2 separate regions of the Homo sapiens genome follow, and region 1 is linked to region 2. A link is a loop called in an ENCODE intact Hi-C map of the cell type or tissue named here. Cell type or tissue: PC-3. All regions are shown on one strand. Links, peaks and the distances in the headings refer to the core of each region. The heading gives the core; the rest is flanking DNA. Region 1 has its middle 34 kb from the start of LINC00391. Region 2 overlaps ABCC4 (ATP binding cassette subfamily C member 4 (PEL blood group)).

Region 1 (11,221 bases), core at 2,124-7,123, 480 kb after region 2:
TGACTCAACTACAAGTTCTGATCACAAATAAAGTAGGATTTCTAGTAGGATTCTTTGTTAATTGTTTCAGTTTAATGCATAGGATTGAAAATTTGAACGTTTGCTCAATCCACATGCTTCTTGAGTAAGGACGGGCTGGGCGTGAGAAGACAGGCAGGTTCTTCTGGTGTGCTCAGGAGATGTCAGTATTTTCCAGGTTTCCAGGGGGGTCTTGGGGAGTTGAGCTCCAGCTTCAGTTAGAAGCTCTCTTCTATAGGAAGGAAGCTCACATGACCTCCCGCCAATCCAACTAGAAATGGCTCAAAGTGCTGACAAAGTCTCCTGGAGCAGCCAGTGGAGCTTAACTCTGGAAGACAGTTACAAGCTCTGCTGATGAAATCAATTACAATGAACAGAATTTTAAGACACTTGTGGCCAGATGATAATCAGACATGGTGGTTACAATTTCCATGGCAGATGTAGATCCTGCTCTTGAAACTCCCACATTGAAAGGACTGTGGAGCTCCTAACTTCATAGATGACCTCCACATTTAAAACACCATGGAGTTCCAAATACCCACTTGTAAGTCTCATGTAAGTACAAGCATTACTGAAAGGCGTATGTGAATTAAGAGGAATAATCTTTCTTCTGGGTTTGGAGGCAAACCATTTACCAGCATTTGGTTTTCAGGTTTCAAAAAAAAGTTTTTCCCTTGATGTTCAGATACTAGCTCATTTCACCGATCTGTCTGGTTTCTTGAATTTCATAGCAGAATTCAAACAATGTCCACTAAGTCTGAGTCATGTAGGGAGGTTTTTGGCAGCTAAATCTGTACACCCAAGGGTGCTTTCTGTTTTATTAATTAATTAATTATTATTTAAGTCCAAAGCTGTTTTATTTTCACTGGGTCACATTTTGATCCATAACATTCCACTTTTTGAAGGGAAGTGCCAGTTCGCATTTAGTCTGGTGGGATTCCAAGTGGCCATGAGCCACTGATTATTCAGCAGACACTAAAGACGTGTGAGCCTCTTCTTGCTGATTCCTTCCGCTAGAAGAATGCACTTTCCTGATAAATGAAATCTGGAAACCTCTCTTCTCTTTAATTTGCGTGAGGGAATTAGGCAGAGGGCCTACAAGGATTAGGAGGGCTCTTGTACCATTCATCTGGAGTCGCACAGCAGTCACAGAGCTCTGTGGAGATGGCGCCATCTCCACCATATTCAACATGGAAATGACTCTGTAATCGAACTCCATTAGACACTAAGGCTGAGCCTCCCTCAAGTAAGAAATTTAAATATTTGGGAATATTATCTGGGAAATTTGGCTTTAAAAAACATTCACCTGATATATTTGGGTGATTCATTAAAAAATCATTCTCCAGAAGTTAAAAATATTCAAAGAATGACCTGGATTCTTCCTTCCTGTTGATATGTAAGGACATATTCTAAAATACACACATTGTATTCTAATTGCTTAGCCACTGAATTTCAATTCTTTCTCTGGAAAGAGGTCAGATTGACTTAGAGAAGAGAGAGGTCTAGGTCTCGTGCCTGGCCATTCTCCAAAGCCTTGGTCTTGCATCTCTACCCACCTGCTGGATATTTGAACTTGGATGTCTAGTAGTCATCCCAAAGCCCAGCTAGCTCTCAGCTCCAATCTCCCCTTTTCCCCCTAACTGGCCTTCTCCTGATTCCCCTCACTGCCTGTCGCACCAACTCTCTCTGCTGCCTTCTTTTCTTTTGTCCTGCATAGCCATGAGTCCCCAGGGCTTGCTGGGCATTCCTTTGCACTATCTCTCACACCCCACCCTTCCTTTCTATTCCCATTGCCTCCAGACCCCTGCTGCTTCAAGCCTGGATGATTATAATAGCATCCTAACTAATCGCTTACTTGTTTCTCCCCCTCCAATTCACTGCTGCCACAGTAATCTCCCTAAAACACCATTTAATCATGCCAAACCCTTAATTAAAAATCTTCATTATCTCTTCATTACCACCAGGATAAAGTCCAAGCGCCTTAGTTTCCTTCCACTATCTGGCCTCAATCCACATTTCCAGCTTACTGCCCACTATTTCCCCACAGTTTTTGTAGACTCCACGAAAACCAGTCTAACCACACCATTCACCCACGTGGAATGGTTTCTCCAGGTCTACTGAGATTTGTGTGTATTCCTTGAGGCCCACGTGAAGTCCTTCCGCCTTTTGTGAGGCTTTTTCTCTGGGCAACTGTGTCCTCCTTAGAGCTCCCAGAATACTCAGTGTTCTTTACCACGGTCTGTCATTATTTAGTTTTTGAAGTACTTGTGTTTTCTGCCTACTAAACTGTGTCTTGAGATCAGATACATCTTTATATCTCCCTCTCATTATAATCACCACTACCACACCCTGACAACCATCCCAATAAATTACAATTATGATGTGATCTGGTTATATGATGTTTGGGGTTTGATAGCCAAAGAAAATAACTGTTGTAATATGTCCATTGTGATTCTTTTTATTTGGGACAACTGATATGGGCAATTGGAATGCTATATTATGAAGGGAATTATTTGGTGAATGCATACTCAGTTGAATTTAGCCAATCCCAAAGAAATATAGTTAAAGAAGAAGTGCTGGGGAAAATCATTTGTAGGGAAAGATTGCAATACTCTACACTCCTAAGGACTATGGAATACAATGGAGAAAACCCTTGTGCACAGCTGTAGAATAGTAGAGAGGTTAAAGGGAAAGTGGACACAATTGTGTTACTAAGTTACCATTTCCTTTTAAATTCAGAAATGTGTACCTCTGCCCTCTTTGCATTTATGTTAGACCCACATTGGAGTAAGGCACACAACACCAGGATGGAGAAGCATCAGACGGCTGTCATGATTCTCTTTTGTCTTTTGGTTCTGATTAGATATAGGTACCTCAAACTGAGGAGGACTTAATGGATAAAGAACAAAACCAAACCAGCAAGTGTCTTCCCTTCTCTGTGCTAGCCAAGAGTGCATTTCACTTCAAGGGCCTTGGACCTTATAGTGCACTTCAACTCACTGTATCCCTGCATCTCTAAGATCCTGCAGGAGTTAAGTGCTCTCCTGGTTCCCATGGCATCCTGAGATCAGGCACCCATAATCTCATGTGCTCTGATCATGGGAGTAAGAATCTTCCTTAGGGTCATTTGTGTACAGAATGCCTCCTTTCTCCACTTTCCTCCCACTTGCTGGGGAAGAGCTGTCAGGAAACAGACTTCATAAGAAAGCAACATCCAGTGGTTGGAGATGCTGGATTTTTTTTCATTTTCCTTTCCTTTTTTTTCATTTTTGTTTTTGGTCTTAAAACACATTTTCCCCCACCGGGAAACAGGAATCTGGGCCACGTGTGCATTGGCATTGTCTCTGGAAGCCAGAGGTACAAACAATCACATCTACAGTTACCACACCCCTGGGCACCAGCTAGAGGTCTTCTCATGTTGTCAATGTCCCTACTGCACAGCTGTCATCTGAGGAGTCCCCAAGAACTAGCTGATGCTCTCCAACCTGCTTATATCATCTTTCCCAAAGGGTCCTCTGCAACAGGCTTTTCTTTGTTTCTCCCAGTAAAACATTAAAACAGTATTTCAGTCAATGAGATCTGAGGTCACACTATGTGTGCAAGACACCCAGAAGACATCATTTTTAAAAACTCAGATTCATTTGGAGCCAGTGAACTCACATTCACATGACTTGAGGTTGTCTTCAGGTTAAGGTGACATATAAACACTTATGAATTACAAATTATTAATATAGTATGTTACTGAAGGAAGTAATCTGAGTTCAAAGTTGCCCTAAAAGTGTTAAAGTTGAGGAAAATATTGATGCAGATGAAAGAAAATAGAGAAACATGGTATATAAAAACACATGGAGCTGAGTTGGAGTAATTTCTTCAATAAGGATGGGAGTTTAAGAGAATTCTGAATGGAAGTTCCTTTTCCCATCAGGCTTGAAACACAAATTTAGTCTAATGCATCGTTGCATCCATGTCAAACAGCTTAGTGCCAGGCATAGAGTAGGTGTGCAATAAATGTCTCACCTACAATTGGTGCATGAAAAATTAAGTGTTGCAAGATCAAATATATCAAATAAAAATTAGCATATTTCTAACCTTCCTCTATTTTGGTTTAAAATTTTTTATCTTCTTGACTTTTTGACAGGGCTGAGCGGCCAAATGTAAAGGCAGGCCTGTGTTGATTATTATTTATTGCACACCTGTAATGGTCTACTTGGCACATGAGGGTTGTGAGAATCAGATGAGAGGCCATGTTATTGCCTAAGAAAGATAATACAACCAAAGCATGTTTAAAAGCTTTTTGCTATTGGATGGACACTAAGGTCTTCAGAGAAAAGATAAGGGCATCTTCTAAATCACTCATGTGCTATAGATAACGTCTTTATTTAAAAAGTTCAATTTTCCCAAGGTTTTTCCCTCCAGGTCAAAATAACAGTTGCCCTTTCTTGCCTGGATACCTTGCATAACGTACCTTCCAGACTAAAGAGGTAACTGTAATAATTTCCCTCCCCTTGGAAGGGCATATATAGCACAGACCAGAAATATGACTGGAACAACCATTCTTTAGAGAGGAGAAAATATGGAGGCCTTGCTCTCTGTGTGATGCTGGAGGTCTCCACAGTAGCAGCGTGCTAATTGGTGAACTGTGCACCTGCAGATAGCGGGGCAACTCTCTTTGTGACCTCTAGGCACAGGAGCGCCACCTAGTGAGGAAATCCCACTTCAAAACTTTCCAAGCAAAACCACCCCTACTTTATTCATTTCACTTTTCCTTGAAAAATAATTCTTTTAAGCTCACACAAACATGCTTATAATTTTAAATATTTTAATAAAGAATCCTAACTTCAGAGTAAAAATACTAGAGCTAGTCAAATACATTGTGAATCAGGAAATTCACTTTGTATTACTAACAATTTCTTTCAAATTTCTTTTCACCCATGTGTATTTTCAAAAATGCTGATAGGGTATTTTGAAATATAAAGAAAACCTTCAAAACTCTGGAAGAAAATAAAAGAGGCATGGAAGAGGGGTTGGGAATAGAGTGGAGAGAAACAGAAACAAGACTTCATTATATGTCATATATTGCTTGTTTATTTTTGAACTGTGTGAATGTACTGCTAATAAAAAAATTAAGTTAAAACAGAGAAGACAGCACGTATTCATGTTGCAAGTAGTCATTCCATTTCAGCAAAAACAATATCACCAGTCACATTAAATTTATTTGACAGTTTGCAAAGAAAATGCATCCTTCCCATGAGATTCAAGAATTATCTCCAATTACTTATCTGCTAAATGTAGATGGGTACATATAAAAAGTTGATCTCTCTCTCTCTCTCTCATCCCTCTCTCTCTCCTTTCTCTCTCTCTCTCTCTCACACACACACACACACACACACACACTTCCTCTGAGTTTCTTACATCTGACACAAGCAGATATCTCAGCTATTGATTTTTTTAAAAAAATACTTAAGTCAATGGTACTCAACTTCCTTGGACAAGCTCTGTCAAGTGTTTTACCTAATTTTACCCTTGGACATACTAACTAAAAAAAAAACAATGGATGTTAAAAGTTACAAAGCGAAGTTCAAAGGACATGTCTTTCAGGTTGCCCACAACTGCTGAAGGCAGGCTCCCATTTATCTTCTGCTACTTAGAACTTGTGCAAAATGTGGCTTATTGTCATGACAAAGACACAAACTCAGAAACTGTCAGGCCAGGCCTTGTCAGCGTTCCTGAGATGCCAGGCCACCCGTCAGTGTGTCTGGGAGGGGCAGACCACAGTCATGCCTTCCAGCACACCTCACAAGGTTTGATAATTTGCTTTGAGGTTATTTTATAAAAAGCCAAACTGTCTACTTAAAAAATGTGAAGATGAACGTGTTGTTTTGAAGATTTTTTTTTGCCTCTATTTGCGGTTGAATTTTTTCTGTCCAGAGATCATTTTACGATTAGCTAAAAGACCCTAAAGGCTCCAAAATTGTTTTTATAAAATGGGAAGAAAGCAATATTCAAGAAATTAGGCAACTTTTGCTAAGTAAGCAAATGCACTTTTTTTCGAGTTTGTTTTGGAATTTTGAATCAGATTGCCAGTGAATAAAAGCCATACTATCACTGCATTTTACTGTGATTTGCTTTTGGTATGAATATTTGGAAAAATATTGCCTTTGTGCCACATTTAAAGCATTATAATGGAAAATAAAAGAACAGGTTTGGGATTTTGCATATAAACTGCAGATTGTGGCCTGAACATAATCTAATCTTAACAGTATATGTTGCTGTACCTACTGCCAAGTGTAAGTACCATCTTCTGTTACATATATATAAATAAAAACTATAGGCCAGGCGCGATGGCTCATGCCTGTAATCCCAGCACTTTGAGAGGCCGGGGCAGGTGGATCATGAGGTCAGGAGATCGAGACCATCCTGGCTAACACGGTGAAACCCCGTCTCTACTAAAAAATACAAAAAATTAGCCGGGCCTGGTGGTGGGTGCCTGAAGTCCCAGCTACTCAGGAGGCTGAGGCAGGAGAATGGCGTGAACCCGGGAGGCGGAGCTTGCAGTGAGCCGAGATCGAGCCACTGCACTCCAGCCTGGGCGACAGAGCGAGACTCTGTCTCAAAAAAAAAAAAAAAAAAAAAACTATAGAGAATAGTAAAAAATAACTTCAGCAATTATTATATGACATGTTTCAACAATTTTTCTTTACTAATATTCCCTTAAAGTATTAGATTAAATACAGGCTGATAGCTAAAAACAAGAGAATTGAAGTAAAGGTGTGTTGAGACTTTTTAGATACATACATTTCTACCTCTCACTGTATAAGCTTGTGGTTTTAATTAAATGCTATAAAATAGAGTAGAATCAATGACAAGGCCATTATTCCGTAAAAATGGACTAGATTTGAGAGTGTTATTTATCTGACAATTGGTTTTGACATTATAAAAAAAGGGGAAAGTATGTACTATTACAACTGTTTAATAATATCTGGATTATAACTCTAGTCACATAGTTGCAAAGCTAAAAAGAGGTGAAACTGAACCATTCTCTAGTAAACTCATGCCAATATCCCATCTAAACTGTTGTACAATCATCCTCTTTATTTCATATCTGACTGTTCTGAAATTGTTCTTAGAGCAACGACTGTGATCCAACATTTAGTAATGGATCACTTAAGTAGAACATGTCCCTGCCCCACAAATCAGTCAGAATTTGATACTGGATTCTCAACTAGAAACTACTCATATTGCTAGAGCTATAAGCAATATGAAAAAAATCTTCGTTTTTGTATATACATGATTCTCAAGTTATTATTTTCTCTAAAAGTATTATCCATTTTGGTTGCTTAGTTCTTTATAGCTGAGAAAGAGTCTAGCATTCTTTTGGGGCTTTTTGAGACACTGTTGCCCAGGCTGGAGAGCAGTGGTACAACCTCAGTACAACCTGCAGCCTCAACTTCCTGGGTTCAAGCAATCCTCCCACCTCAGCCTCCCAAGTAGCTGGAACTACAGGTGTGCAACAGCATATCCAGCTAATTTTTAATTTTTTATAGAGATGAGATCTCCCTATGTTGCCTCAACTGGTGCTGAACTCCTGAGCTCAAGCGATTTCCCCTCCTTGGCCTCCCAAAGTGCTGGGATTACAGGCATGAGCCACGGCACCCTGCCTAGCATTCTTTATAAAATATTACAACTATTTCTTTTCAGAAAATTGCTGCATGTTATGATAAGACATTTTGTCATGAACTAGGTGGATTTATATGGGAGAAATTATTTGTAGCTCACTCTTCAATTAATAAATAGAAATGCTGGTTGTTTCAACTGGACCATTTTTAAAAGTGAATTGGAGCTAATTATTAAACTTTCTATTCAGAATTCTACCTAGAACTAAACAGCAGATATATTAGCAAAATCATTTAAATTAGACAAAACTATGATTAATATATAATTCTTACAAACACATGATTACATACTGCATGACCTAAAGCACTACAACACTACTCTCAACATATTCTGTGAAAATTTCACTAACTTCCTAAGGAATTCCATTTTTCTTTGTAAATCTGTTTAAATCACTAGCTATCCCAGCAAGTACCTTAGCTGGAAAGTTAAACATGGAATTTTTCTCAGTAAGACTTTCCTTTCTTCATTCATTCATTCCTCCACAAATAATGGATGAGTTGTACATCAATGAACAAATATACATTGAGTACGTAATCAGTGCCAAAATGAAAATATACTTATAAATTGATGTGAGTGAGATGCAGGAAAAGAATAGGGTGCGCTGAAGAATAATAGAATTACCTACTTTAGATGGGGTCTTCAGAGAGACCTCTTTGAGGAAGCAACATGTAAGTCACCTGAAGAATGAACCTGCAGCAGCCAGGTGATGAGTGAGGCGGGGTAGATAAACAATGATTTTTTTTGGTATAAATTTGCAATATTTGGGGCATATTTCCACTAAAAAAAAATATTTGGTGGCCAGGCACAGTAGGCTCATGCCTGTAATCCCAGCACTTTGGGAGGCCAAGGTGGGTGGATCACCTGAGGTCAGGAGTTTGAGACCAGCCTGGCCAACATAGCGAAAACCCATCTCTACTATACAGAAAGTAGCTGGGTGTGGTGGCGCATGCCTGTAATCCCAGCTACTCAGGAGGCTGAGGCATGAGAATTGCTTGAACCCGGGAGGTGGAGGTTGCAGTGAGCCGAGATGGAGTCACTGCACTCCTGCCTGGGTAACAGAGGAAGAGAAAGAAAGAAAAGAAAGGAAAGAAGAAAGGAAGGAAAGAAGGAAGGAAGGAAGAAAGGAAGGGAGAAAGAGAAAGAGAGAGAGAAGGAAGGAAAGGAGAAAGAGAGACAGAGAGAAGGAAGGAAGGAAGGAAATAAATAAATAGTTATTTAACTGGGCATCTTGTATTTTATCTGGCAATCCCAGGTGGGCACCTGAGGTCAAATCAACTGGGAAGGTCCTGGATTGGGCCAGAGCCTCACCACTTTGGAGGGGGTGAGTTGTCTGGCATGAAGTGATGGAAGAAGGGTATAGGTGAGTTGAGGTAGGAGGGCCAGGAGCCCAAGATTACTGCGTGGCTTGTTGAGATGATTCTTTCATGCCACGGATTTTGCCTAAAGCAAAGTTTTGCAGCACATTAGTCAGAGGCTAATTTCAATTTAATATAACTTTTCAATTAATATAAAAACCTGAGAAACATTCTCGACAAATGCACAAACTGTAAACTCCAGCAAGATTTGCTAATTTTCTTGAAAGATAAGTTTAAATAAGGCCTTAGTGGATAAATTATGTGTAGGTTCAATCTCTGCTTTCCACTTGGCTATTTTATCCAGAATTGGCCCAGTCTGTCACTGTACATGTAGAGGTACTGACAAATGCTGCTGTGGACTGAATATATGTGTTCCCCCAAATTCACAGGTTGAAGCCTAAATCCCCATTGTGATGGTATTTGGAGGCAGGGCCTTTAGGAAGTGATTAGGTCATGGGATTGGAGACTACATAAATGGGATTTGTGCCTTTATATAAAGAGACCTGAGGGAGACGATCTCTCTCCCGGCCATGTGAGGATACCATGAGAAGACAGCCATCTGTGAACCAGGAAGGATGTCTTTCCAGACCCGGGATCACCAGACCCCTTGATCTTAGACTCTCCAGTCCCCAGAACTATGAAAAATAAATTTCTTTTTGCTTTTTAAAACAGAGTCTCGCTTTGTCGCCCAGGCTGGAGTGCAGTGGCATGATCTCGGCTCACTGCAACCTCTGCCTCCTGGGTTCAAGCGATTCTCCTGCCTCAGCCTCCCAAGTAGCTGGGATTAGAGGCACCTGCTACAACGCCCGGCTAATTTTTTGTATTTTTAGTAGAGACAGGATTTCACCACGTTGGCCACGCTGGTCTCGAACTCCTGGTCTCCAGCGATCCACCCGCCTCAGCCTCCCAAAGTGCTGGGATCACAGGCATGAGCCATCGTACCCAGGCAAAAAATAAATTTCTGTTGTTTAGGGCACCTTGTCTAAGATATTCTGTTATAGCAGCTTGAATGGACTGAGACAGATGATGTCTGGAGAACCAGAAGGTACTGGCAGGCTGAGTTGCCCTACGGAGGCATTTGACTCAACTCTGGCCTATTACAGGGCTGTTCACTTCAGCCCCTTGGGTAGTCTCACATAAACCTCTCTGAGTAGCACATATGATTTAGCCTTTTCAGATATTTGAGTCAAGAAAACATACTAGTCTCTGTTTTGTAATATTTTATTTAGTGTTAGAAATCATATTATACAATCACCTCCCCCCGCCCAGTGGTTATCCCCACAGAAAGTATACATGTCACAAGTTTGTTCATAACATTTAACTGGTAGCTTTTTGTTAATATACTGTTAAATATTATCACAACGTTTTTCATTCCAACCACAAAACAATCTAGAAAATATTATAATTCAGCTATCTGGGGAAACTAGGAAGCCAAAGGTTTAGAAAATAACAACAAAAAACACCATCAAAAATACACAAAGTGACTCACAAAGGAATATCTGCATTCCATATGCTTTGGGGGAAGTGTGTCCGTTTCCCAGAGCAGCTATAACAGAGGACCACCAACTAGGTGGCTCGAACAACAGAAATTTGTTGTCTCACAATTCTGGAAGCCAGAAGTCTGAAATCAAGGTGTCAGCAGGTTGATCCCCTCTGAGGGCTGCAGGGAGAATTTCTCCCAGGCTTCTCTCCTGCTTCTGGTGGTTTGCTGGCAATGCCTGGTGTTCCATGGCTGCACGCATGCACATGCAGCCCCCTGATCCTCTGTCTTCACATGGCCTTCTCCCTGTGTCCCTTCATATTATCTTCCCTCTATGCATGTTTTCTCCTTTTTATAAAAACAACACAGTCATATTGGATGAGGGCCCACTCTAACAACCTCATCTTAACTTCATCGCCTACAAACACCCTATTTCCAAACAGGTCACATTAACAGGTACTAGGGGTCGGGACTTCTTCAACATCTTTTTGGGGAAGATAATTTGTATTACTCCATTTTCATGCTGCTGACAAAGACTTACTTAATTTATAAAGAAAAAGAGATTTGATGAACTCACAGTTCCACATAGCTGGGGAGGCCTCAGAATCATGGCAGAAGGCAAAAGGCACGTCTTACGTGGTGGCAGGCAAGACAGAATGAGAGCCCAGCAAAAGGGGAAACCCCTTATGAAACC
Region 2 (11,221 bases), core at 3,637-8,636:
ATTTCCACAGGAAATGCTCCTACAAGCTTTCCTCAGAGATAGAGTGAGTTATCTTTGTAAGAACCTACTCAGTGAAATTTGGTGTTTATTTCATCGATCGCTTGCTAAGAAATCTAAATCTGTTAGGTGTTTACCTTCCAACTGATGGACTATGTGGAAACTAAAGGAAGAAGGAAATCTATTATGTTCTATTATGTTCGTGTAGGATGGCAGGCTAAGGATAATGCCCGTTGATGGAGTTAGGAATTTGAGCTGCTTTCAGAGGTTAAATAACAGTGACATGTCATCTGAAAGGGAAATATTTGTTATAGAAGTTACCCCCACTGTATTTAGCATTGTGAATGAAGAGATGTTAGGAAAGCTCTTTTAATTTCTATGTGAATAATGGATCCTCATTCATGTCTTAATAAAATGTATGATTTATTTTATTCATTTAAAAATGTCTTGTGTCTATGTAAAACAGTGGGGGATTAGTTGCTTATTTAGATTAATTATCTTATGTTAAAATATAATTTGTGTTTTCTTGCAATTCAATTATTCAAGAGGTTTTCCACATGCAACTTAATACGGTATTTTTAAATTCTTTAAAGCTACTTGGGCATTTTCTACAAGGAAAAGGTAAATCATTTCTCCTATTCCTTGTTAATATCACATGTTGGTATCAAAACATACCACCTTTTTTAGATTATGGGACATAATGTAAGTAATAAGATTTGGAATATGGAGAAGATCAACTACACTTCATGATTATCTATCCTACTTCTGAGTTTTTAATAGAACTTGCAATTGAATTAGAGCCTAGAATGAAATTGTATTATACACCTGATTTTTCTTTTCTGTGCAGTTTCCATTCAGTGAGAGAAAAATAAACTATTTTAATCCTTCTTTGTCAATGTATTTTGTAAATACATTATACTTATGTAGAATCCAGATGCTTTATGGAATAAATTAAGTAACATCTTTATAAACTACCTGGCTTGCTTTAGCAACTATTGAAGAAAATGCAGAGATATGCTGTGTTCTCTAAGTGATATTTCTTTATTTCAGGTTTAACTGTAGCTACCGTTCTTTTTGGCATAGCAAGATCTCTATTGGTATTCTACGTCCTTGTTAACTCTTCACAAACTTTGCACAACAAAATGTTTGAGTCAATTCTGAAAGCTCCGGTATTATTCTTTGATAGAAATCCAATAGGTAAGTCTGACACCAAGTTTCTCAGTAAGTATGTCTTGTTAACAACACATTTAGGATCTGATTACATTTCCATCTTTGAAAATGGAAGGGATGCTGGGAAGAAAATCACTATGCATGTTGATTCATTTTCCACAAGAAACTTCACTGATATTTTTCTCCTACCAGAGAAAATCTAAATATGCGGGGGGAGGGGGGGGCATACAATCTTTTATTCCAATTTATATGTGTGTGGAAAAATAAATGAATGTTCACTTTGCAGAATGCTTTAGGAATCCATTTGCTGTGAGGCAAGTGAAGCATCCTGCATTCCCTGTAAACATGTTTAAATGTAGTTGAATAGTTGCTAAACATTGGCTGTGTTTACATAGTGTTAGGTTATGCCATTTTTCAGAGGGATCTTTGTAATCAGGAATGCTCTGACGTGAGACAGGCCGTGCATTTCTTTCTTTCATTGGGAAACCCGTTCATTTCTGGAAACACAGGGTTTTTGTACATACCCTGACTGTGAGGTTTCCCTGAAAGATAATATGTGGTTAATTAAAAGCCAAGATTGATAAAATGTAAACTCCCCTTCAAGAACAGTTTCTAACTCTGTGGTTTTGAAGTAGACTTTTGGTTCTATAATAGAGACTTTGTTGAACCTGCCATATAGATCTTCAGTAGCTTGTTTCCTAGGTATACCCAACTATACCCAGTATTTTCCAAGTGGTTGATGCCTCTGCACTATGCGCTTCTTATCTGTCCTGCTTCTGAGGCTAGCCTTCCTGACCTGGGTTCCTAGGGAGAATTAGTTGTGCCTATAAGTCCCCACCCTGCTCAGTTGAGTGGACTTGTGGGGAGGCCTGAGTGACATTGTGCAAATGATAACTGCCCTCATAGAAGCAGGGAGGTGGCCTGGAGAGAACACAGGCACAGCTTTGGCCTGGCCATTGACTAGCTTTTTGACCAAGGCCAGAGCACATAGGTGCTATTACACAGGCAAGTCTCCAAGCAGATGCTGTAGTTCAAAGTGTGAACTCAAGCTAACTACCTGGGTTCAATCCTGGTGCTGGTTACTAATTGTTATAGCTGATTATAGTTACATTCATATTCATGTCCTAGTTACTTAATTTTTCTGTGTCACAGTTTTCTTATCTGTAAAATAGGGATACTATTCATACCCACCAAATTGAAATCTTATGAGAATTAAGCATGTTAATACATTCCTAGCACATGAAACTGGGTGTAGCAACATGGTCAGTGCCTAACGAATGTTAGTGACAATGAAGCCATGTATCTGTGAACTGAATCACCTTCACTGTGGGGTGGAAATTACTCCTACCCTCTCTGTTTTACATGATTTTTGTGAAGATTAAAGAAGACTGTTCTGGAAAGCATCTTGTGTAGATTTATTTAACAAATACTTTTCAGTCCAAGCACTGTGCAACGTGCAAGGATTTGTAAACTGCAGAGACCACACAAATATCGGTCTGATTTCAGCTGTTATTAGAAAGTCATTGGAGGACCTCTGCGCTATTACAGCTGTAACGTTGCGCCACTTTGCCAGTTAATTTGAAACTACAGTCATAACATTTGGAGCATTAAGTGGGACTGCCTTTCTGTTATCACAGGCCTCGGAATGCTCATGACTACCATTAACCAGCCTCTCCATGTTTGAGACCTGTGGGCTTCTCCTCATGCTGATTTATTTATTATTCAGGGATTTGGGACCCAGTCTAAATCTTGGAGGTGACTAATCTTACAGCAGCACCTGAGTGTTTATCTTGCTTCCTCCTCCTATATCTATTAGCATGACTTTATTCCTTCAACAAAATAGAAGCCCAAATAAGTACCCCAAGAGAGGTCTACTTTGTCCAAAATGTTTAGAGGTCATGAATTATTTACTTTTTTTAGTGGTAGATGTTGAAAAAATGTAAAAATTAAAAGTTTTTTAATGGTAGAATTAAAATTTTCATTTAGATAAAATTTTTGCACTTTTTACAATGGTGAAGGATACACAAAATCTGTGAATTACGCCTCAGAATTCACATTACTGATTGTATGCACTTCAATAGTTATATATATATATATATATATATATATATATATATATATAAAATTTATTTAGAAATAAGGTCTCATTCTGTTGACTAGACTGGAGTGCAGTGATGTGATCACAGCTCACTGTAGCCTTGACCTCCTGGGCTCAAGCGATCCTCCTGCCTCAGCCTTCCAAGTAGTTGGGACCACAGGCCTGTGTCACCATGGCCAGCTAATTTTTAAAATTTATTTTATTCTATTTTGAAGAGATGGGATCTCACTATGTTACCCGGGCTGGTCTCGAACTCCTGTGCTCAAGGGATCTTCCTGCCTCAGTCTCCTCAAGTGCTGGGATTACAGGCATGAGCCACTGGACCCAGCCGGCTTTATAATATAAATAAAAATTCCCCTCTATGATAGTGAGGCAGGCATGCTCGATTTTTCAGTACTCTTAAACATACATGTTAAATATGTATAAGTATCTGGCATGATGTTGTGCCCCCTGAATTGCAGAGTGTTCTTTGAGTGGGGTAGAAAGACTGGGAAGCATGTCTGAATACTTAGTTATTAAAAGCAAGCTCTTAGAAGAGCCCCGGGGGAGTTTCCTATGAGCTCAGCATCCTGATATTCTCCCAGGTTTTAGAAAACTTAGGAAACGGGGAGGACCTCTGCTGGCATGTAGTTTCCAGTAAGCTCACCTTGGGATGGTGACTGGCACAGAAACTCCAGGTGATTCACACCGGGGGTCTGGCTAGACGTCCCTCATATCCCCATCTCCAGTGCCCTTGTGCTGGAATATTCTCAGTGACTCTGGTCTGCAGCATAGAAATGTCTTCTCCATTATTTTATGTCCACTCCCACCCCAGTGTGCCATCCCCCTCATCATGCTTCTGCCCAGATCCTCATCTGTGTGGTTAATGAATGGGCGACCCTTGCTGGTGACTCAGAGAACCAGACCTTCTGGAAGGGTCCCCCTGACTGCCCCACTGTGGTCCCAAGTTCACTTATTTGGATTTAGGGAGAAGGGGAAGGTAAACCTGGAAGGTCTGTGTTTCTTCTCAGCAGCGAAGTTTCTGTTTCTTTTTTTTTTTTTTTTTTGAGACGGAGTCTTGCTCTGTCACCCAGGCTGGAGTGCAGTGGCGTGATCTTGGCTCACTGCAAGCTCTGCCTCCTGGGTTCATGCCATTCTCTTGCCTCAGCCTCCAGAGTAGCTGGGACCACAGGCACCCACCACCACGCCCGGCTAATTTTTTGTACTTTTTTAGTAGAGACGGGTTTCACCGTGTTGGCCAGGATGGTCTCGATCTCCTGACCTCGTGATCTGCCCGCTTCCACCTCCCAAAGTGGTGGGGATTACAGGCGTGAGCCACCGCGCCCGGCCTGAAGTTTCTGTTTCTAGGAAGGCCACGCTTCTCCAACATGCCAGATATTAAGTTCCTCTCCATTTCGAACCCACCTATGGTTGCATGAAATTCATCTTTGTTTATATAATACAATACCTTTTTATCTACTGGCCTTTCGTTAACCTGATAAATCTTAAGCTAGCAGGATAAAATGTGAGCCAAACCAGTGTGCTGCCTTAGAATGACAAGAGCCAGTTCTCTCTCTCTTTCTCTTTTCTTTCTTTTCTTCCTTCCTTTCTTTTCTCCTTCCTTCCTTCCTTCCTTCCTCTTTCTTCCTTTCTTCCTGCTCTGTTGCCCAGTCGAGTGCAGTGGCATGATCTCAGCTCACTGCAAATGTCCACCTCTTGGGTTCAAGCAATTCTCATGTGTCTATCTCCTGAGTAGTTGGTATTACAGGTGTCTGCCACCACATCCGGCTAATTTTTTTTTTTTTTGTATTTTTAGTAGAGACAGGGTTTTACCTCCTATTGGTACTGAGATAGCAGTTTTCCCAAGAAGCCAAGTACTGACGAGCAATGTGGAGCTGGGTCTGAGGGGCAACCATGCTCTGTCTGCTGTTGGGAGCGGGCTGGGCCCCCAGCAAGAATGGACACACATTCATCCAAGGTGACCACCAGTGGACAAATGGTGACTGTTTGTGTGTGTGTGTGTGTGTGTGTGTGTGTGTGTGTGTGTGTGGTAGAGTCTCACTCTGTCGCCCAGGCTGGAGTGCAGTGGCGTGATCTCAGCTCACAGCAACCTCCGGCTCCCAGGTTCAAGTGATTCTCCTGCCTCAGCCTCCCGAGTAGCTGGGATTACAGTGTCCACCATCACACCTGGCTAATTTTTGTATTTTTAGTAGAGATGGGGTTTCATGATGTTGGTCAAGCTGATCTCGAACTCTTGACCTCAGGTGATCCACCCATCTTGGCCTCCTAAAGTGCTGGGATTACAGGCGTGAGCTACCGCGCCCTGCCAAGAGCCGGTTTTCCTTTCTCGTCTTTTTATCCTCCTCTCACCCATTGCTAGTTTTTATTCTTTCCTCTTTTGATGTAGGTTGGTGATGGGATCACGTGTGTCTGTTAAGAAGCCTTACATTTTCAGCTGCCCTCGGACACCTCCTTCATATTTTGATTATGACCTGAGTTGAATAGGGCATTTGCAGATATTTTCTGGTACTGTTCGCTGCATCTACCTCTTCCTAGTCAGTTTTTGTGTGTGTCTTAGCCCTGTTTCCGTTCTGTTCCAATCATAATAAATGGGTAACACAAATCCTAGGTCAAGAGTAAGTCTTCAGAAATTAAGAGATGATTTTTATTTTAAATGTAAATCCTGTTTTCCTGGCATGGGCAGAATTAATTTTGCTTTTGATATCCAGCACAAGAGGGCAGCATGATCTGCAGTATTTCAGTGATATAATGTAAGAGCACCTCATTGCAAAACCTGGTTTTTAATTTAAAGCTTTCTTGGAAATTCTATTTTTATAGCTTGGGTCTTTGTATCTTGATATGTGTTAATATGAAATTTAAAAAGTAATATTGTGGCGTATTATGTTTGAAACATGAAAGTCTTTGTGGAAGATATTTTTCTGATGTTGTCCTGGAATACCTAGCATTTCAAACAGGGTTTTTTTGGATTTCCTAATTACACCTTCTTGACTAGTAACTGGAATAGGCAGACGCTGACATCTTGAGTGGTTGGATGCATTTTAATTCCTGAAGCATACATTATGATTTGCTTGTATGATGTTTCTGTTTTCTTTGTAAGCATGAGTTTGCAGAGAAAGATAGTTACACAGTTAGTTTCTTTAGTTTTCTTCCACGCCAACAGAGTTAGCAGAGACATTTTATTCTTATCAGGTCTCTACAATTTCACTCTTTGTTTTGGAGAAAAGATGAGCGGTTTGTTGTCCTGTTTTCTCATGCCTAATTATGGTGACATAACATTTAGCTAAGTACACTGACTCTAATGGGTGCCAGATAAATGTTTACTTGCTTTCAATTTGTTAATTTGGCTTTAAGAACCCAAGAGCTGGTGTTGGTAGAAGTGTTTGTTTACTCTCTCAGGGAAGTAAAAGTTAATATTGGGTTACAGCCAGTGTGTTTTACACAACTGGTTTTTCTCCAGTGTGTGCGTGGGGAGTATGTGTGTGTATGTATATTTATGTTCATCGATGCCTTCAACAGTGTAACAAAAAAACCAGATTCATATCATTCTTTTTTCTTTATAGATTAAGGTAAATGAGAGCTAAAACACTAGATAAAAGAAAAAAGAAACATATTGACTTCTTCCCATGTTTCTTTTTTTTAATCCAGTGGAAGATGCTTGTGGTCACTGAGGTATGGAATGCGAATGCTAGTACTAGATTTTAAGATAGACATATTCTCCTATGTTCCCTAATCAAAAATCGAGGGTTGCCCCAGTGATTAAGATTCTCAGCTTTTAGCCAGGCGTGGTTGTAGTCCCAGCAGCTCGGGAGGCTGAGTCAGGAGGATTACTTGAGTCTGGGAGGTCAAGACTGCAGTGAGCTGTGATTGCATCACTGCACTCCAACCTGTCTCCAAAAAAAAAAAAAGAATGATTCCTTCCCAGCTTGACTGAATGGGAAGTTAGGATGTGCATCCTACAGGAATTGAGGGGAGGAGGGTGGTAGTGGTTTGAACTATTGTTCTGTTTCTGAAACCTGGAAAGGGACTCTGGAATCCACTACAAGTTGCTAAATAATTTGTGGAGAACTGAAAGCAACCTCCATGATGAGCTTTTTATATGATCAGAAAGACTGTCTTGCGATACTCTATAAAATCTGATGTCCATATCCCACTTCCTTGCCAGAAAAAAAGAGTCATCAATAAAGAAGAAACATAATTGTAGGGATACCTATTTATCTGTTTATTCAGTTCAAATGACCACTGGAGTTGGTGCTAAATGTGCATTTTTAACAAGTATAATATTTCAGCACTGTCAAAATTACCTCTACAATAATAGGCTTGTTAAATTATAGCTCTATAAGCTAGGGGGTAAGATGGCTCTGCCCAGCACACATTAATCTATGCCTGTTCACACAAGTGATTCTGCTGAGCAGGTAGCATGTTTAAACAAGAAATACTGGTCCTAAAACCTCTGATTTATGGTAGGTGTTGTTTTGACACAGCACCATTCAGACAATTTACAAGGCAAAGCTTCGTGCTAAAATATTTCCTCAGTGTCATCATTCGTCACCAGTATAAATATTCAGTAGTGATGCTGGAAAATTGGTAATATGCCCATTGATGCCAAATCACTCGCTATGTTTCCTTTCAAGTGAGATCTGTTGTGGATATGGTTAAAAGAAACTATGATTTTTCTTCCTTGAGAGCAGATGAGCTGTAAGAAATTGAGAATAACAACCGTCCTGACAGCTTTCATGTACTCAATCTTGCCTATATTGCTTTTAATTCTGGCTTAAGTCCTGCGGGCTTTCCCTCCCACCCCCTTGCCTGATGCGTATTGTAAAGAACACATTTATATGTACATTAGTTAGTTTAAGAGGCTTTTTGTGTTCAAAGGAAGAAGTTAGTCATCACCAGAAAAGCTTTGTTGCAAAACAAAAACACACATTTCCCCTTTCATTTTTTCTTGTTAATAATAACAAATGCAAGTGACTATAAAGGGAATAACACAAAAGATTGCATCAATCATAATGATTCTCAATAGCCACATAAATATTGTTTTTTCAGCTTTGAATGAAACAGCTAAGAGTTTGAAGTAGGTGTGGTAATTAAATCCTGTCGGGTTATCACAAATTAAAAATAATGTTTTTTTCACATAACAATGGTTATATGTACTTAAACTCTTATCAGGGGTGATACGAAGTCATATTTTATGGGAGTTGCTCCTTTACTGCTAATAGTATCATAAAAGCCTTTGTTAGGAGTTTAAATAGTTACGTAGTTACATATATTTGATTGCTATTGTTATTTTGTCAGTAATCTGTATGTAAGCGATTACTGTAGCACTTGTCTACAGCTGGTAAATATTGCATCATTTTGGCATAATTTTTAATCTACTAGAATGTTCTGATTCATGGTTTTTCTCCATAATAAATCATACATGGAGATACTGACAACTTAGTAACAGAGAAAGCACTGTGTTTGTCCAATAAAATGTTAAAAAGATAAAAAACTAGGGAAGAATGTGCTTTGTTCAAAGTGATAATCATGTAATATTTCAGGAAATTATAAGATGACATTTTACTTAACTGTGTTAAATTGTTTTCCTATAGTGTATATAATGTGATACCTGCATGTATTTGTATATGCCTGTATCTCTCTCTCTCTGTCTCTCTCGATATATGTAAGTTCTCCACTTCAGTCTAATGTCCGTGGCTATGGTTTTAACGCCCCCCCATTAACTGATTTGATATGTGTTGTCTTTATCTTTATCTTCGGCTAACTTGGAACTAGCTAACTTGGAACTCAGGGCTTTGTAGCATATCCCAATATCTGCTGTTAATGTGTGCTTAGTAATTTGGCATTAGCCTATGGGATGTGTGACTGATAATAGTAATTCAAGTATTGTCATTTAAAACTGTCCCCCACTGTTAGATCAACATTATAGTTCTCTGTGACCTTATTGTCAGAAAAGAATCAAAGTATCTTCATGACTTAGTTCTTAGCTGTTGGATAACCATTTCAAGGGAAAATAGAACACTGTTTCTGGAATAACCTAATGATATTCCATTAGCCACTTGCAGTGGCCGATTTCAACATGAATAAATATTGATAAGTATATTACTGAGAGCCTAATATGTATAAAGCATAGTTTTTGGACACTAAGTGGAAGTTGTTGGGATTTGCTAGCTTGAAACGCTGTTCTGTTTTACTGTAAGGCCAACTGCTTCCCCTCAAAGATTTGACTTTGAAGTTCTCATATGAGAACTCTGGTTTTCATTTATAATTGGAGTTTTAATTTGAGAGTTTTCCATTTATAACTGGAGTTTAATTTGAGTTTTATATGAGAACTGATTTTCACTTATAATTGGAGTTTTCTTATTCCATTATTTTATTCCTTCCCCCTTTATTATAAACATGATTATTTATATTGCCATGAAGACAGTGGAAAAAAAATCAGAATATTTACAACGCTGAGGTTGTGACATTTTGTTTTCCATGAAGTTTAAAACATTTTTGCTTTTATCAAGTTTTTGATAGTGTTTATGAAAATGATAGTTACATTCTAATTTAGGTAATTACGTATTTACCACCCTTGTCTTATGTTAGCCTTGTTTCCCCCTTGTCTTCCTTGCCTTGTTTTCCCCTTGTCTTCTTGGAGCTTATCTGTTGTTTCCTTGCTAAATCCCCTGAGCCCAGGATTGGATACACTGTATCTGATTAGTAAATATTTGTTGGCTGGACAGAACAAGAAATAGTTCCAAGAGTGCATTTGCATCTCTTTAAGCAACACCCATAAAGAACAATGGGACTTTACAGTGTTGAAATAAAATTAGAGTGTTTTTTGTCTTACAGCTGGTACTTATATTAAATTTAACTCTTGCTTCCAATTTTCTTTTTCAAAAGTACAGTTTGTAATAGATTACTTTGGTGGACTTTGTTTCTGATACGTGATGGCCTGAAGAGAAAAACCGTACATTGGTTCTTTGGAAGCTGTGATTCATGGAACTAGACCAAGTTCTCCTGTTGTTTACCAGTCAAAGAAATGAAACTGTCAAACACCTAATAACTTTTTTGGGGGTTTAGTTGTGTGTTGAAGGTGACTTTTAACACTCTGTGGGTTAAGCGTCTGGTACTGTATAGTTTTGTTTCATAAACTTCATGCCCTTAAGAAGTAAAGAGAGGAATTAATCCATTTAAAATCATCAGTAGACATTGAAAATCTGTTCTTGCACAGGGAGTTGAGGTGTTGAGATGCCCCAATTCTGCTAGGATCATAGTTTGTGGTAACTAAGTCGGTCACATTACTTCTCTTAGCCTCAGGGTTCTAACAGGTAAAAAGTGGCTTTTTCATTCATCAAGCATTTCTTGGTCTTCTACTCATCGTCAGTTGTGGTCCCAAACATTGAAACAAAAGTACCTGTTTTCAAGGGACTTGCAAACTTAAATAGTTGCCGACAGTGGATGATGATGATGATGATTTCTTCTCCTTCTTCTCCTTCTCCTCCTTCTTCTCCTTCTTCTCCTTCTCCTTCTCCTCCTCCTTCTTCTCCTTCTCCTCCTCCTTCTTCTCCTTCTCCTCCTCCTCCTCCTTCCTTCTTCATTCTTCTTCCTTCTTCCTTCTTTCCTCTTTGTTCTTCTTCTTCTTTTTTTTTTTTTTTCTTGAGACAGAGTCTTGGTCTGTTGCCTAGGCTGGAGTGCAGTGGTGTGATCTCAGCTCATTGCAACCTCCGCCCTCTGGGCTCAAGCAATTCTCTTGCCTCAGCCTACCGAGTAGCTGGGACTACAGGCATATGCCACCACACTTGGCTGATTTTGTATTTTTAGTAGAGACAGAGTTTCACCATGTTGGCCAGACTGGTATTGAACTCCTGACCTCAAGTGATCTGCCTTCAGCCTCCCAAAGTGCTGGGACAGGTGTGAGCCACCACACTAGACCAACAATGGATTACTTCTAAAAACCATCCTGTGTCAGAA

The links. A loop is a pair of places that touch in the nucleus more often than their neighbours do. Peaks named below come from ENCODE experiments on the same cell type or tissue, not always from the same donor. Only the 100,000 strongest peaks of a DNase experiment are listed, where the experiment ranks them.
Region 1: it touches region 2 in a loop (17-fold over the local background); 29 of 110 quality-filtered maps call a loop at or near these places.

Annotation. Positions count from the first base shown.
Region 1 is chr13:94,668,556-94,679,776 of GRCh38, reverse strand. No RefSeq gene overlaps it. Among named protein-coding and RNA genes, the nearest start is that of LINC00391, 34 kb to the left of the region's middle. In PC-3, for the core only: CTCF peaks have their summits at 4,512 and 4,713 (motif pointing left); no DNase peak of the experiment used is centred there.
Region 2 is chr13:95,151,162-95,162,382 of GRCh38, reverse strand. ABCC4 (ATP binding cassette subfamily C member 4 (PEL blood group)) reads left to right here. Exons shown (of 31, transcript NM_005845.5): 19 at 1,048-1,194. Among named protein-coding and RNA genes, the nearest start is that of SNORD13G, 54 kb to the left of the region's middle. In PC-3, for the core only: a CTCF peak has its summit at 5,982 (motif pointing right); a DNase peak (open chromatin) is centred at 7,762; H3K4me3 peaks cover 1,248 bases; H3K27ac peaks cover 3,074 bases.